Regions from separate parts of the Homo sapiens genome. Here region 2 is linked to region 1. The links are chromatin loops, found by intact Hi-C in ENCODE. Cell type or tissue: chondrocyte. All regions are shown on one strand. Each heading gives the region's core, and the rest is flanking DNA. Links, peaks and the distances in the headings are about the cores only.

What was found. Hi-C counts contacts between places; a loop is a spot of excess contacts. Peaks named below come from ENCODE experiments on the same cell type or tissue, not always from the same donor. Only the 100,000 strongest peaks of a DNase experiment are listed, where the experiment ranks them.
Region 2: a loop joins it to region 1, with 2.0 times the contacts of the local background. A loop is called at or near these places in 3 of 110 quality-filtered maps.

The regions. Positions count from the first base shown.
Region 1 is chrX:133,410,807-133,419,137 of GRCh38, forward strand. It overlaps GPC4 (glypican 4), which reads right to left and starts at 4,683. Exons shown (of 9, transcript NM_001448.3): 1 at 4,000-4,683. The coding sequence starts at 4,159. RefSeq lists enhancers at 4,922-5,422, 6,545-7,084. In chondrocyte, for the core only: a CTCF peak has its summit at 5,111; DNase peaks (open chromatin) are centred at 2,912, 4,035, 4,905 and 5,065.
Region 2 is chrX:133,361,430-133,369,760 of GRCh38, forward strand. The region is part of intron 1 of GPC4 (glypican 4); the gene reads right to left. Among named protein-coding and RNA genes, the nearest start is that of GPC4, 50 kb to the right of the region's middle. RefSeq lists an enhancer at 5,871-6,371. In chondrocyte, for the core only: no CTCF peak of the experiment used is centred there; no DNase peak of the experiment used is centred there.

The DNA.
Region 1 (8,331 bases), core at 155-8,154:
ACTTTAACTAAATTCTTTTTTGAACATGTCCAGAAGATACCTCCTGTAAACTACTTGGGACAATTTCTACAGTGATAGGCCCTGTGGCTCAATTCGACCCTCCCCAAGTGAAACACAGAGCCAAATTGATGATTCCAACAAAACAGGAGATCACAGATTCATTGCAAAATCCAACACATTACTTACGGTGGGGAAGGCGGAATACAAATCTTAAAGACACATGCTGTGTGTCATATATAATCAACTCACTATTAGAAAGTATTGCTACCTCTCCAACACACATACACACGTACTTTTTTTCCACGTAGTCATAACAGCTTATAGGAGTCCTGGAATCCTTTGTGCATGTACATATGTATGTGTGTGTGAGCACATGATCATAGGTGCATTGCTCATGAACACAGAAGGGAACAAGAAATAAAAACTCCAAAACTGCAACTAGGGCACAAAGTTCTGAGTATCATTCAATGTCATTGTGAAGAGGACCTTTGGCAAGTTCATGAATGCTTCTAACCCACTGCCTCACTCTTAAAAACAATTTCAACATAGATGAGTAATAAAATGCCCATTGTTGCATACCCTTTACCTTTGTCTTTATGGAGGGAGGCATAATGAAAATGGTTAGATTTTTAAACTTATCTTCATTAGTATTTTCATTTTTACTAGTGAACTAGCTTTACCCAGTTAATATTCTATAGTATTAGAGTCCTAAATCCCTTCTCTCTTTGAAATGCCTGGGCACTCCCTTCTCGTCATCTGTATCGCTTGTATGGCACTTATCACCACTGTGTTGTATTCTAATTTTGTGTGTGCGTGGCTTATCTCCTTACTAATAGGAAAGGTCCTGGTGGCAGAAGCCCCTCCTGCCTTTCTTGCTGTCTCCACAATGCTGAGCAGAGGATACTGCACATAGTGGGCGCTCCAAAAGTACATGGCCATTGAAAGCTGAACAAAAACATAATCTTTGTGTTAAAGATCCCTTTTGATCATGGCACCTGGACTCAGCATTATTTGAAAAGTACAGGGGTCAAGCAGACAGGCAATGCAGGACCTCAGTTGGAAGCCCTGTCAGCATGATGTACTCCCTGACACCCTTGAGAGCACATCAGATGATCCTAACTATGATCTATAAAGACTGAGACTCCTCCAGAACATGGAGTATTCTTAAAGCCTGTTCAAACCTCTAGAAGGCAAGTGCAAGGCCATCTGGAATAAAACATTAAACTTGGGCTGAGCCTGGGGCTCAATGAGCTAGGTACCCAGACTTTGTGATACTTCACCTGGAAAATGATCCTGGGTGTTTTGCACTGAAAAAAGCACATTCCCCATCCCAGGCAAAGTGCCTGGCAATTAATCCATCCAGACCTAGGCTGAATACAAGTCACTATATTGACTATCCCCCTTAAAAAATGACCAAAATTATCTGAGTGTAGCTCAGAGAAGACAAGGCTAATGTATGCATCTGGAGAGGCCAGGGTGATGGTAAAGATTACGCCTGTTTCTATACTGGCCGTCTAAAGGTATTTACTTGGGTCTGTCTGTGTTGTGACAGTGTCCTAGACTCAAATGAATGCCTCTAACACTCCACATTTTTGAGCCATTCAGTCATGCATTTTTGTTATTGTTGAAAGTGGTGCGAAATTGCACTGCATGAGCTAAAGTCCTTGGTGGTCTTCCAAGGATTCCAGCTAAAAAGGCACTTCCTTTGTTCCTCAGGAGAATGCAGTCCAGTAGGTCATTCAAAAGGGGAAATAAAAGCAGCAGCCCAGGGAGGGAGATGAAGGACAAGACAAAAAGAATAAAATGTTTTGGGTGTGAGCACATTAGCTTCCATTTCCTGCTGCTGGTCACTAATAACTCCCCTATCTTTGGCATGGGGGAATGTCCAGATAGACATATACGCAAAATATCCCTCAGGTGATTTCTGGGGATGATGACAATCAAAGGGAACACCTAGCACAGAGTCTCTGAGCACCCTTCAAGCTTCCTTTTTCCTGAGATGCTGGCTGGGGAAGATGCCCTGCCACAGCGAAAGACTGCACAGAGCAAAGTTGGGGAAACTGGGGAGGGCAGTTTCACAACCCCACTCGCTGAATGCCTGCAGTCAATATCAAAGGCACATATTGTTTGCATGAGCAGAAGATGAAACCTTGTCACATTCCCATTAAGTGCAGAGCTGCATCTACCCCTTCAAAATGTGGGAATGACAACTGTAACCTTCACGCCAATCATCTCCGCTGTGCCCAGGCCTAAACTGTGCAGGGCACAAAGACCCCAGGTTTGACCTGCAGAGTCCCCAAGCTTCAGCGGCTGGTGGTTCACTTCATTTTTTTTCTGGCGGGGCAGGAGGAAGGGAAAGAAAGAGGGCTTTTCAGGGCTCTACAACCAATAAAATCGTGCCGCTTTGAGGACATACTTGAGCTCCCCAAAAGACAGGCAGCTGAAGGGCAAACAGTGTCTAATCAGTAGTGAGCATGTTATTTGGTAACTGCCAAGGTGCAGTGGGCGCCTGGGCTGCTCCAACAATTTCTTCGCTTCTATTTCTAGACAGACGCCAGTTACACTCCAAAAGTGCCCAGCAACTTCCCTCAATTACCTTTGTAATTAATATGTAATTGATGACTGCACTTAATCTCCAAGGTTATTAATAGCCCTTCCAAAAAATGACCCCCAAATCTTCCTAAGCCTTTGGAAGCGCCTGGTTGAAATTACAGTATTTCCTTTGCTGGCTGCCGGCCCCCTGCCCGCCCCACCCGGAGACCAGCACGGCAAGGCAAAGGCGCGCTCCACTCACTTCCATGAAAGGTTCGGAGTGGAGGCTCAGCCCCCCCCCCGGGCTCGAATCTCTCACTCCTCCGTTAGATTACGCTGGCCACCAGCCAGCTAGATTCGTGGTGCTTTCTGAGCCCCCAGGGCGAACGGGCTACCTGCGCGGCCGGCGGGGCTGCGCGCAACAGTTGGCCGCTGCTAAGAAGACAGTGCGACCCGGAGGGGACCCGGCCGGACACCGCCGCCAGCTTCGCTGGGAGGGACGCAGGGCACCCGCCGAACGCTGCCTCCCCAGCGCTCCGAGAGGGGCTTTCACAAATACCCCCATACACCCCCCATCCCACCCCACCGGCGCCAAAATCCGGTGAACTTTCTCACAGGCTAAGCCGTCTCTATTTGCATAACCATCTCCAAACTGAGATTCAGGTTTCCTGTAATCAGTCCTTTCAAAGGTCTGTAATTGAAAGTGCAATTAACCCTTAAAATGAGGTAAGAAAAAAGAAAGAGGGGAAAAATACTCCTCTGGTCTGATACCTTCCGGAAAGTAGGAGAGTTCCCAAAAGTCAGGGTTTGGAGGGGTGGAGAGTGGGGGTAGTCGTTTGCTTTTTAAAGGCGACTTCTGAAGCGGTTGCGGCTACTAAAACTCCTAATCCTTGTCAGCGGTGCAAGAGAGGCGGGGAGAGAGTTTTAAAAGAACATCAATGAAACATCAATTCAAGTTCCACGTTTTGCGACCCCCAGAATCTAGCAAGCTCCGGGACGTTTCCCTCCACCACACCCCACTGGCGACCCCCACCCCCACCCGGCCTCTCCTCACCCATACAACAAAGCGGGGCGTCCTATAAGGAGTTCAACCCGGAAAAGGAGAAGTAGCCGGTGACACGCACTTTGAGGGCCACAGTCCTCAGGGGCTTCCCGGGACGGCGAATAATGCAGGGGGGAGAGGAGGAGCGGAGGCGGGGAGCGGAGCGCGACAGTCGCACTGGGCAACCCGGCGGCGCCCCTCCGCTCGCAGTGCTGGGAAGGGGGGAGCGCTGCGCCCGCGGGGAACGTCCTGCGCCCGGGCTGCCTGGCTCTCTCGCTCGCTCGCTCCTGCCCTCTCGACTGCCCATTTCTCCCTCTAGTGTACCTGCGTCCGGCGCAGGGGGCGGCGGGGCGGGGGAAGGGAGTTGCAGCCTCCCTTCCCGAAGTGTCGGTCTCTGCGCCCACCTCCCGGGTGTGCCCACCTACCGTTGATCTCGTGGAGGGGGGCATCGTTCTTGTTGAAGCCTTTGGACACGTAAAGACGTCGCACTTCCGAGCAACTTTTCGACTTGAGCTCGGCAGCCAGCAGCGCGGCGCTGAGCACTGCCAGGGTGCAGAGAAGCGCGGGCAAGCCGAACCGTGCCATGGTGCGGGCCGGGGCGGACGCGTTCCCACCTTTGGGACCGGACGGGAAGCGGCGCTACGGCAGCGGGCCGAGGGCTGGCGGAGTCGGGGACTAGCGAGTGGAGCTGGAGGGAGAAGGAGTTGGAGTTGGTGGAAGAGGCGAGCAGGCGGAGGAGACGCGGGGCGAAAAGTAGAGCTGGGCCTCGCGTCAGGCAACGGTCCCCGGTGCCAGGCGCCGGGCCAGGGGAGAAGGAGGGCGTGGAGGCGGCGCGCGGCCCAGGGAAGCAGAGGCGCGGGCTGGTGACCTCGGGGTTTCGCGGGGCAGCGAACCCGGCAAGCTGACTGGCCGGCGAGGCGGGGACGCGGGGAAGGAGGGAAGGGTGGCAGGCGCCGCGGGGACCGCAGAGGGTGTGGGCGGCGGCGGGCGTTCGCTGCGCGCTGCTTGGGCTGCCCTGCGCTGGTCCGCTCGTCCGGCTGGACTCGGCTCGGCTGACTCTGCCCTCCGCCGCGCGGCTGTGCCCTTCTCAGCTCTGCCGCTGATTGACTGGCCGGCGTGCGCGGCGACGCTCCGCAAACTTGGCCAAGCGGGCGGCACTCGGGGGGAGGGGGCGGGCGTCGTGGGGGGGCCGGAGACAGGCGGGAGCACGCTGGGCCGGGCCGGGAGAAAACCTGGAAGCCGGGTTGGATCCGGAGCGGCCAAATCCACTTCCTAGGGGGCCGCACCGGGCGCCCGGCGCTCCTTCGCGTGACACGCCCCACCCGGCTCCTCCTTCCTCCCCTCCTCCTCGGAGGCGGGGAGCCAGCCCACCGCCCCCCAACCACAAAGGGAAGGCCAACTACTCCGGGCTGAAGGGCCCAGGTTCTGGGGAACGGGACGGCCTGGGACTTGTCCCGAAGCCCATGTCTGAGCCCCAGGCCTTCTTGCGCGCGGCCACCTGACCCGCCGCCTATGGGCAAAAGCCGCGCGGAGCCCTCCCGCCGCGATATCCGCCTCCCCGCTGCCATCCCGCACCCGCGGACGCTCCTATCCGCGCAGCTCCCGGGCTGGGCGGGGAAGGCACATTACTCGCATTGTTTCGCTGCAGGCAGCAGGGGGATTTGGGGCTCCGAGCTCGTCCTAGAGCCTCACCTGGTCTCCCCAGACCTGCTTCCCATAGGACGGTACTCGTGAAACACCAGTTTGTCCAGGACCCCATCAGGCATCCTCCTTCCCGCATCCGCAACACTCCAACCCCTCGACGCCACTCCCACCCCCGACCCGGTTCTACTACAAGTCTAACCGAACTCTGAAGCGGGAGAAACCCCCAACCGCGAGGTGAGGGGGCAAAGACAGGGTTGACCGCAGAGATCTTGGAGACCATTTGGCCCAACCCTTCCTTCTATTAAGGGAACTGGGGCCCAGAAATGGGAAGCGACTTGGTAAATAGCACGCCGGGGAAGGGGGCGTCCAGAACCCGGGACTCTTGACTCTCGAATTTCATGGAATAATGGTAGCCCAGGACTCCCAAACCCCCTACCCCCTCAAGCCCCTTGAGAGAGACTGACACCCCTCTGGGACTCAGTCCCCACTTTTCCACCAGAAAACTGGAAATGGGAGAGACTTCCCATCTTGCAAGCTTTGTCAGATTCCATTAATGAGTGTTTTTTTGAAGCTCCCAGCGCTCCTTAAATGAAGGGAACTGTGCAGCTCGGGAACTTGTCATTACCGTTGTTATTGTTACAATCTGCTTTAAGAGGTTGGGTTGAGAAGTGCCTCAGACACCTCGGGAGTGTGCTGGGAACTGGGCAGATAAAAAGGGCTGGAACTTATTATTTGGCTAGACTCTCAATTCCCATAAAATTACATAGGGCAAAGATACGAACCATCATTACAGTTATCACCCTCAGAGGGTTTGTTGAGACTTTCTCCACTGTTGTTTGTAAACCACGTTGACATGGCTGGCTATGAGGAGCTGTTATTTTGAATACCTGCTTGCAGACTCTTCTACATTTTGTTAACAGACTATCAACATGAACAGACTGTGACCCGTCTATAACTGTGACTTCCAATTTCTGTGGGCTGGCTGAATATTTAACTCTGAAACTAGGAGAGCAATTTTTTTAATGTGCAAACTCAACTACAATTGAATTTCCTGCCATTTTCAAGACTTTCCTTAAACTGGTAACCATCAAGTCCTGAAGGCATTGCTAGGGCTTAGCTGAGCACTTTTAATTTTCATTGATTGATACATTTACTTAAAGATGTTCTTCACCAAGGAGAATATGCTCTGAGATGCAACGAGCATTATTATAAAATGGAAGCCAGTGACCGTAAGAGAGAAAATGATACTCCTGAACCATGAAGGCCAAATCAGAAAGCTACTTCTCACACCAAGGCTGGGAGGAACTCATTCGTTGCCGCCGCTCCCCCCCGCCGCCCCCGCCCTCCCCAGGTTTACTCCTGCTCTTCCTCATAATGTATTATTAACCCAAACTTGAGCCTTTTCCACCAGAAACAGTAACCTCTGGCTACAAACAGATCTGGACAAGTCTGAACTTTACCAAGGGAGGCAGGAACCCCAAGCCGTGCTCAGAGGCGGCTCCCACTTCAAAGCCTCCTTTCATTTAAATACAAACAGGGTGAACAACTGGCAATCTACGAAACAAATACCATCCAGAAGGGAAGCTTTCTTTTCAGATGGGCCAGAACTCCTTCTTCCCTCTCCCACTCCCATCCCTGCTGTCTTCAGAAGAGGCTTCTTAGTGGAGATGCACCTACTCCTTGTAAGTTCTCTCAACGCCAAAAAATAGAGACTGCATGTTGACTGCAAAAATCGATGACTTCTCAGGCTGATTAACCGTCATATAACTTTTTTTTTTTTTTGCTTTTTAGAATTGTGGTAAAAAGCACACACATACGCAATTTGGTATCATTTTAACCATTTTGAAATGCACACTTCAGTGGCATTTAGTACAATCATAATGTACAATCATCACCACTAGTTACAGAACATTTTCATCACTCCAAAAGGAGACCACATACCCATTAAGCACTCAAAGTTCATTCTCTTCTCCTTCCAGTCCCTACAAACCACTAATTTGCTTTGTCTCTATGGATTTGCCTGTTCCAGACATTTTGTAGAAATGGAATCATACAATACAGGGCTTTTGTGTCTGACTTCTTCCACTTAGCATCATGTTTTCAAGGTCCATCCATATGGTAACATGTATCAGTACTTCATTCCTTTTTATGACTGAATAATGTTCCATTTACGGATATACCACATTTTGTTCATATAGCACTTTACAAGTTTGCACAGTGCTTCCAGGTGCACCCTCATATCTTAGAATATTTTGTTTTTTGTTTGTTTGTTTTTAATTGATAAGCAAACCAAGTCTCAGCAAGGTTCTGTGGCTTCTCCACAGCCACAGAGCTCTTGGGTGGCTAAACCAAGACTGAAATCTAAGGCCTCTGACCAAATCCCATGCTATTTTTGTTGTGGTTGTTGTTGTTGGTCAGAGAACACAGTGCTCTGGGTCTCTTTTACTGTCAGCAGTGAATGTACAACTGCCAAGGTCCTGTGGAAGTATCTTTGTTTTAGATTGATAAATGTTCATTGAACACCTCCTATGTGCCTGACAATGTTCAGTCCTAGAGGAAGGGAAGATGTATAAGCCAAAAGGAGTTTACAGTTTTATAAACGGTGTGCAAAGGCTTGCTTAGATAGAATGCACTAATGGTATACTTGTTTTTCCCAGGTCAGGAGTTTCCCCTGATATGACACTGGGAGGGGGAGGGTACATTTGCTGGTGGGCAGAGAGAACAAAGAATGCATTCCCATGCTTCTGTCCTCCAATCCAAGAGAACTGGTTGAGCCAGGTCTACTCTCTCAGCTTTGAGGACACTTCTCATGGCCTGCTGGGGAGCTACCCTGATTTCCAAATATGGGGCTGGGAAGAACCAAGCCTGGACACAGTGGCTCATATCTGTTAGGAGGCCGAGGCAAGGGGATTGCTTGAGCCTAGGAGTTCAAGACCAGCCTAGGCAACATAGTGAGACTGTCTCTACAACAAAATAAAAAGTATCCAGGCATGGTGGTGCACACCTGTGGTCCCAGCTACTTGGGAGGCTGAGGCAGGAGGATTGCTTGAGCCTGGGAGGTAGAGGCTGAAGTAAACTGTGATCACGCCACTGCACCACAGCCTGGGTGACAG
Region 2 (8,331 bases), core at 99-8,098, 49 kb before region 1:
TAGAATGGGCTTATTTATTTCTTGAAACACAGTTTGCCATTTGGGAAGAGAGATTCTGCTAAATACACTTCACACCATTCTTGAGTTCTCTCAAGACAACTTGGACTCAATGGAGGAAATAGATCCAAAACACTCAAGAAAAAAAAAAAAACAAGATGATTAAGTAGCGCCAACTCTCAAACCACATGCCTTAGAACAAGCTGCTGCATACACCAGAAAAGCACCATTGCTGGTCTTTGCCATTAAATGTGTAAAGTGCTCCAGGGAAATGAAATGATACAAAACCTGGGTAACCCTGAAGGCTGAAATAATAAATTTTCTAGAACACAAAACTGCATAAATTGTATCGTTCATTTTCCTGTAAATTAGAGTGCCCGAAAGCAAAAGTTGCTCTTCTCTCAAAAAGAGAAAGAATGAGGAGGCAGGATTCTGAGTAAGAAAAAAACTCCAAAACAAATTAAATACAATAATAGAAGCAAAGAGCTTGAAAAATATAGACAAGGCCCAATGCAATGGCTCATACCTGTAATCCCAGCACTTTGGGGAGTCTGAGGCGGGAGGATTGCTTGAGCTCAAGAGTTCAAGACCAGCCTGGGCAACAGATTGAGACCTCGTCTCTATATAAAACTTAAAAATTAGCTGGGCATGGTGGGGTGCGCCTGTGGTCTCAGTTACATAGGAGACTGAGGCAGGAGGATCACTTGAGCCCAGGAGGTCGAGGCTTCAGTGAGCTGTAATTGAGCCACTGCACTCCAGCCTGGGTGACAGAGTAAGACTCTGTCTCAAAAAAAAAAAGAAAGGAAGGAAAGGGGAGGAGAGGAGAGGAAGGAAAAATACAGACAGAGAAGGGAACAGAAGAGGCAAGGAAAAACAGTGGGTCACTCATTTTTGTTCTAAAAATGTCAATGTACCAAATGTCACATGCCATATCTGTGCCCTACATGTAACATAAACATAATACAAATGTTCTACATTTGAAAGAACAAGTTAAGAATGGTTTTACAATTTTAAATGGCATTGATTTTGAGATTGAACTTTGATATAAACCCAGCACTGCTCCCAGTTTATAAGGCATTTTATAAATGGACATGTGTGTGGTCATAGATGGCACTTAGCACTGATATTTGGGGATCATTTCTTTAGAACAATGCCTTCTTAACATTTCCTACTTCTTAGCAGAATCAGACACTAACAGCACCAGAGTAATGCCCTGGTAAAGGGATGAAAAGCTTACAATATTGCCAGCATTTCTGGAAGGAACAAACATCCTCTGTCAGAGTTGTCCTGAAAACAGCCCTGTGTGATGGCTCACACAATCTTTATTTCATGAAAACCTACACAATGATGACTTTTCAGTGAAAGCTCGTAAACTACTTGTTTCCTCTCTGAGTGATGAATGAGTGCTGCTGTGGTCCTAGAAGAGGTTTCTGGGCTCCCTCAAGCTCCCATCCATTGCACAGCTGTCTCCCACTACAAAGAACAGGTAAATCCGGACAAAAAAGCCAGGCTGACGGTAGAATGGGGCAAAAGGGTGTTCCTTCTGGAAAAGCAAATGTCAGCTACGATTTGCTATTCTGACAGAGAGCTGGGAATGCCATGGCAGAGAGGCCAAGGAGTGTCTGGCTAAGCTGTAGTCAAAACCCTGCCTTGTTCAGTATTAGGAATTAACCACACATGCACATCCTCGCCCTGAGGAATGTTTATTTCTGTGTTTTAAAATCTTTTATTATTATCATTTTTTAGTTATTTTTAGTGCTTTTGTTTTCTTTTGTTTTGTTTTGTTTTTTGCAGGAATGAGGTCTCACTATGTTGCCCAGGCTGGTCTAGAATTCCTGGGCTCAAGTGATCCACCTGCCTCAGTCACCCTAAAGTGCTGGGATTACGGGCATGAACCACCACACCTGCCTGGCCTATTTCTGTTTTTAAACATACAGCTCTTTTTTCTCTTGTCCTTCCCCAAACACTCTCAATCATTTAATTATGAAAAGGATATACAGTTTTTCTCATTCCTCTCTTCCCAACATCTATCTACAAGGTTGCACAGTAGAAATGCATTTGATCAGGACGAGAACCCTGGTCTCCTGTGGTCCAGCTTTTGATTTTCTTTTTCCCCAACCCTCATCAGCTAGGCAAACCATGCTGTTAGCATTAGAGTACTACAAATCTGAAACTCAAGTGAATAATGTCCTGCTGGGCATGTTGCTTGCTCCCCTCTCCAGAAATTGCCCCCCCATCATGTTTTAAAATTTAATTCACATATTGTACAATACACTCATTTAAAGTGTACACTTCATTGAGTTTTAGTATATTCACAGGGCTGTGCAACCATCACCACTATCTAATCCCAGAACATTTCCATTACACCAAAAAGAAATCCTGTGCCTATCAGCAGTCACCCCTCCAACCCTTCCCCAACACACACACCAGCCCTGGGCAAGCATAATCTATTTTCTGTCTCTATGAATTTGCCTATTTTGTACATTTCACATAAAAAGATTCATGCATATTGTAATCTTTCTGAACTGGCTTTTTTCATAAAACATAGTGTTCCAAGGTTCATCCATGTTGTAGCATGTATCAGTACTTCATTCTTATTTATGGTTGTATAATATTCCATTTCATGGGTATGCCACATTTTGTTTATCTATTCAACAGTTGATATTGATATTTAGGTTGTTTCCACCTTTTGGCAACTGTGACTAATGCTGCTACCAACATGTCTATATTATTTGATTTTTATTCTGATGCTGTATATATTTGATATAGAAACCCTTTTAGAACACTAAAATCTCAAGAATTTCCAAAGTTAGAATGAGTCCCAACCCCCACCCCAGTATAGGGTTTCAATTCTCTTGGGTTTATACCTAGCAATGGAATTGCTTGGTCATACGGACCAAAAATTCTGTTACACTTTCTGAGGAAATGCCATTCACAGACATTCTGGAGTGAAGAATTCCATCTGGACTGGCCTCAAATTTAAGCTTAACACAAGTTATTGGTCTCCACAAGCTGATGTTTCATACTGCTCAGGCAACCAGAAACAACAATAGCATTTAAATTGGAAGTGATGACCAAAACAAAACAAAACAAACTCCAAAACAAGGGTTTTAATCCCTCAAATAAGAAAACACACTTAAATTTAGTCACTACTTCCTGTTTTCAACCTAAAATTTAGACAGGGCATTCTGAACTTCAATATACACACATAATTGTAAAAGTAGAATGAAATAGTAAATAAGAATCAGATAACCTTCTGTTTAATAACTTTCATGTGAATTACATCTTTCAGAAATGGTAAAGAGAACACATAATCAACTCTCAGGATCAGAACACAACAAATTATTCCAAAGATATCTAGACACGAATGCTGCTGAAAATCTAAGAATACTCACTGTTCCAAACACAGCTAAAAAACGTGCTTCCTAGTAGCTAAGAAATTTAAGACTGTTTCATTCTATATCAAGATGTTCTACTAATACAGCGAGTGCAAACATTATCAACTTATTTTAGAAGCCTGGCATGGGTGGGTAAAATGTCATTCTTGTCAAAAGATGGTGGGAGGCAGCAATTGGCCTTTCTGGGGGGAGTCACAGAGCTTGTTGATTTCTTTTCTCTCTGAAAATTCTTTTTATTCATTACTCAGGCTGCTGGGCAGAGCATTTTCCCTGATTACAGCTGTGGAATTTTAGCTCCAAAGCCAAGTAAGTTTTTTTTGTTAAAGCTTCTCAATTTTTTTTTCTTAATGTTTTATTTTATTGCAACTGCAGTTTTGGTGGCTGCCTGTAGACACACCCTGTGGTTTCCACCTAATTTTTAAAACTTCATCTTTTTATGACAATTTCATCAACCGTTCACCACTACAGTGTTTGCTTTGCCTCGACCTTCACCAACTTTCTTTTCTTTCTCTAGTCACTCAACCAACATTTATTGAGTAACTAGAATACATCAGGTACAGTGCAAAATGCTAAAGATAAAAATGAGCACATTCTCTGCCCTCAGGGAGCTCAGAGTCTAATGTGGATCATGCCATAAATCCACCTCTTCTCACTTCCATTTCCATTGCAGTTATGACAATATTTTGCCAAGCCCCCAAGTCAAAACTACCTATTTGAGAGGCTGCTGAGTTTCAGATCTGGGTCTCTTGAGCCTCCCTACCCTCAAGCAGACCCTCCAACGAACAGCTCTATCACACTCAAATTATTTGATTTTTAATCTGATGCTGGATGCAAACAATGATAGTAAAGATGCTTCAGAACACTAACATCTTAGGAATCTCTATTAAAGATATAAAAGTTAGAATGCATTTATTTTCAAAGATCTAAACCTGCAGACTGATTTCTCTTTAGTTTTTGGTAGAAGAGGAAATAAGCCTGTTAAAACCTACAAATATGCACTATTTTCTGCATTACACATCTTTCCTAAATAGTTACAGTTGTTTCACATACTTTTCTTTGCAAAAAGATGGAGCAACGTCCTATACTGGATGTTAGGTTACAGGGCACATTTTTTAGTCAGTAAGAACAGAAATGGCAGATGACTGGATAATGAAATGTTAATAAGCAATCCCTCAAGAGCTGGACAGAAAGGATATAACACTACAGCAGAACATTCATCAGCCTTCCAAGTGTTTACATGCTATGAGAGCAGCCTTCCCAAGTCCTTATCAGCTTCATGGATTTCAGAGGTCAAAAGTATGTAATGAAGGCATGAATCAGGTATGCACTGAGATGATTCAAGTGTAAAAGCATGTCAGATCATAATATCAAGTTCCAAGACCAAAGCTCCAAATGTTATTACATAATGGCACACACATGTTTTCAATGGTTCAGTTCTGTGATTCCCAGCCTATGGATCTTAGAGATATTTCCAAAAGTCTATGGATTTATAGTTCTGCCAAGTACCTTCTGCACACTGAATACTGTCTCACTTATAGAGCACACCACTGGTTTTCTCAGACTACAAAAGGTTGGGCTCCACTACAGCCAGCACTAAGCACTACAGTGCATGGGATCTTCAGAGAACAGAACACAGGCCAGCTTGTGAGACTCTGTGGGCAGAAAAAGTGGCAGGTAAACCTCAGTAAGCCAGTGCACTTAAGAAAAATTATCAAAATGATTTATAATAGGATGGTGAACAATTCCTTCTAGACTGTGGGCCTGGCCTCTTACTGCATCTGTGTGTGTAGCCAGGGTAGAAGTAAGTGATATTCGAAATGATGGCCCTGAGGTGCCACTGAGGCAGGAGAATAGGGTCTGGAGGCAGGGAACCTAAGGCCAATTCACGGTGAATTGAAAGGAAAACCCCAACTTTCCACACCTAAGTAACAAAAGGACCAGAGAGGCTACTCCCTTTGCAAACCCCCATCCCTTACAGAGTGGCAGATGGAAAATTGAAAGTACCTCTGATTGGTTGCTTTCCACAATCAATCAGATTGCAAGCCAAGTCTTCATTTGCATAGGAGTATAACCTTGTAACTTCACTTTAGCCTCTGATTGGTTGTATAGGGTGTAACCTTTGTAACTTCACTTCAGCCTCTGATTGCCAGCCACTACTTTATTTACATGGGGTGTACACCAAGTGGCCAGTAAGAAACCTCTAGGGGGTATCTGGACTCCAGAAGATTCTGTAACCAGGGCCCTTAAGCTGCTGCTCAGGTGGCTCCCACCCTGTGAAGTATACTTTAATTTTCAATAAATCTCTGCTTTCATTGCTTCTTTTATTCCTTGCTTTGCTGTGAGTTTTGTCCAATCCTTTGTTCAAAACGCCAAGAACTCAGACAACTTGCAGTCAATACCCTCCATTGGTAACACCATCAAAATCAGATTAAATTCTACTCTGTGTGATCCTTTTCAGACATTGGGGTATAGGGCTTTCTTGCCTCTTTGTAAAGTGCTCTTGCGATGTATATGTAACCTGCTTAGCCAGGAGATCGACTTGATGGTGTCTCCTTCCTCAACCTTAGGCTAAGTTATGTCTAGGAAAAAATGTAAAGTTCTCATAATGTTTTCTTCCTAAGCAAAACTATTTTAAATCATTTTTAATTAGCAAGTTCTTTCTGTGAATATACTGTTTCCTGTTCTTAGGGTGACCACAAATTATAGGCCAAACCAGGACACATGGGAGAGTGAAAGAAGGTGCCACTAACAATTATACTGAGGGCTGGGTGCGGTGGCTAATGCCTGTAATCCCAGCACTTTGGGAGGCCAAGGCGGGAGAATGCTTGAGCCCGGGAGTTTGAGACCAGCCTGGGCAACATAGCAAGGCCCAGTCTCTACAAAAAATTAAAAAATTACCTGGGCATAGTGGTGCCTGCCTGTAGTCCCAGCTACTTGGGAGGCTGAAGTGAGAGGATCACCTGAGCCCAGGAGGTTCAGGCTGCAGCGAGCCATGATTGTGCCACTGCACTCCGGGTAAGTTGACAAAGCCAGACCAGACTCTGTCTCCAAACAAGAACAATAACAACTATGCTAGGACAGCAGGTGTAAAGCTGAACTGTGCTAGGCGAAACTGGAACAATGAGCCCCTTTCCTTACCTATAATTTTTCAAGAAAAGTGGCAGGCACAGTGGCCCAGCACTTTGAGAGGCAGAGGCAGGAGGACTGCTTGAGGCCAGGAGTTTTAGGCTGCAGCAAGCTATGACAGTGCCACTGCACTCCAGCCTAGGTGACAAAGTGAGACCCCATCTCTTTTTTAAAAATGTAAAAAGAAAATTATCTATTTGCTGAGATTCTTTTGAATAAAATGACAAAAAACATGGCATACCTGTTAAACACCATGTTACCTATCTTCCAATTGTGAATCATCTTAAAACACTATTGGAGATTAACTGGATGTGTTGTTGTCTTCTTGGCAGCATATGAAGTTTTACTTTAATTTCAATTATGTGGATAGCCAACCTAGGCCCAAGACACCTTGGAGGCAGCAACACTTCATTTACACAGCTCTGCAGCACATTTCCCAGGACTCCAAACATCCACGGTGATTGTGGAATTCATTCTAGCCTCCGTATCCAACACTAAGGGAAGGTTTTCAATTCATAAAAGCACTGTTAATAAAATTTACCATTTTTCTATGTGTTTTGTGTTCTCATGACATATCATCTAAAAATTGTGTTGATTCACTTAGAACTTCACTTTTAAGGTTTTTTTAAGAGCATGGTAATTTTACCATCTAAGAATATAAAGAAAAATTACTTCAATATAACATTGAGTAACATTATTATTATTATTATTTTAGACAAAGTCTAGCTCTGTTGCCCAGGCTGGAGTGCAGTGGCGCAATCTTGGCTCACTGCAACCTCTGCCTACCGGGTTCAAGACATTCTCCTGCCTCAGCCTCCTGAGTAGCTGGGACTACAGGTGCCCGCCACCACACCCAGCTAATTTTTTGTATTTTTAGTAGAGACGAGGTTTCACCATGTTGGTCAGGCTGGTCTCAAACTCCTGACCTCAGGTGATCTGCCTGCCTTGGCCTCCCAACGTGCTGGGATTACAGACCTGAGCCACCACGCCCGACCGAGTAACATTATTTTTATACTTTGACATGGTTTCTTAATTTTGTTCGCATATCAAAGTCTAGGTACTACTTTAAACGTAAGAATCACAGCAGATATCATAAATTACAGTATCTTATGATATGCAAAATCAGGAAATTAATCTTAGTCTACTCACAATAATTTTATATAAAACTACCTCTTTTAATCCCCCCAGAGCAGGGCACACCATTAATTTAATCTTTGTTAGTGCTGTATGTTTGCTTTAAATCCTGTTACTGCATTCCTTCATGCAATCAAGTGCCCTTTAAAAACTAGTATATCAGTTACATTTGCCTCCTCTGAGAGAGGTTATGACCCTTTTATACCCTGTGGGGCTTTTGACCCTAGTTCCTGTTTTTCTTATATTTCTGTTAAGTTACAGTTCCCCCAGAACAATTGTCGCTCAAATGAGATAACTAGAGTCTGTCTTAAATGATATTGAACTTTTTCCCATTAGACAGTGTGAGTTAAGCAAAGAAACCTAATATAGTAGTACGATGCATTTGATAAAGAGTGACATGAAAACCTAGTCAAGAATGTCAAAATATTTTAAAAATACTTTGCTCACAATGTGAATTATAATGCAGCCATTTTGTACTACTCTCTCCTAAATGAATTTAAACTGAATTAAACACCGAAGTATTCACAAAGCTTTCTTTGCAGGATAATTATTTCTGCATATGATATGATTATTTAAGTGAGGATTCTTGAAAAGTAAGTAACTAGTTAGGGGTGCAGTACTGGGCATTTAATTATCCTAAGGGATTGTGAAAAGCAAGAGGTTGAGAATTGGAGTT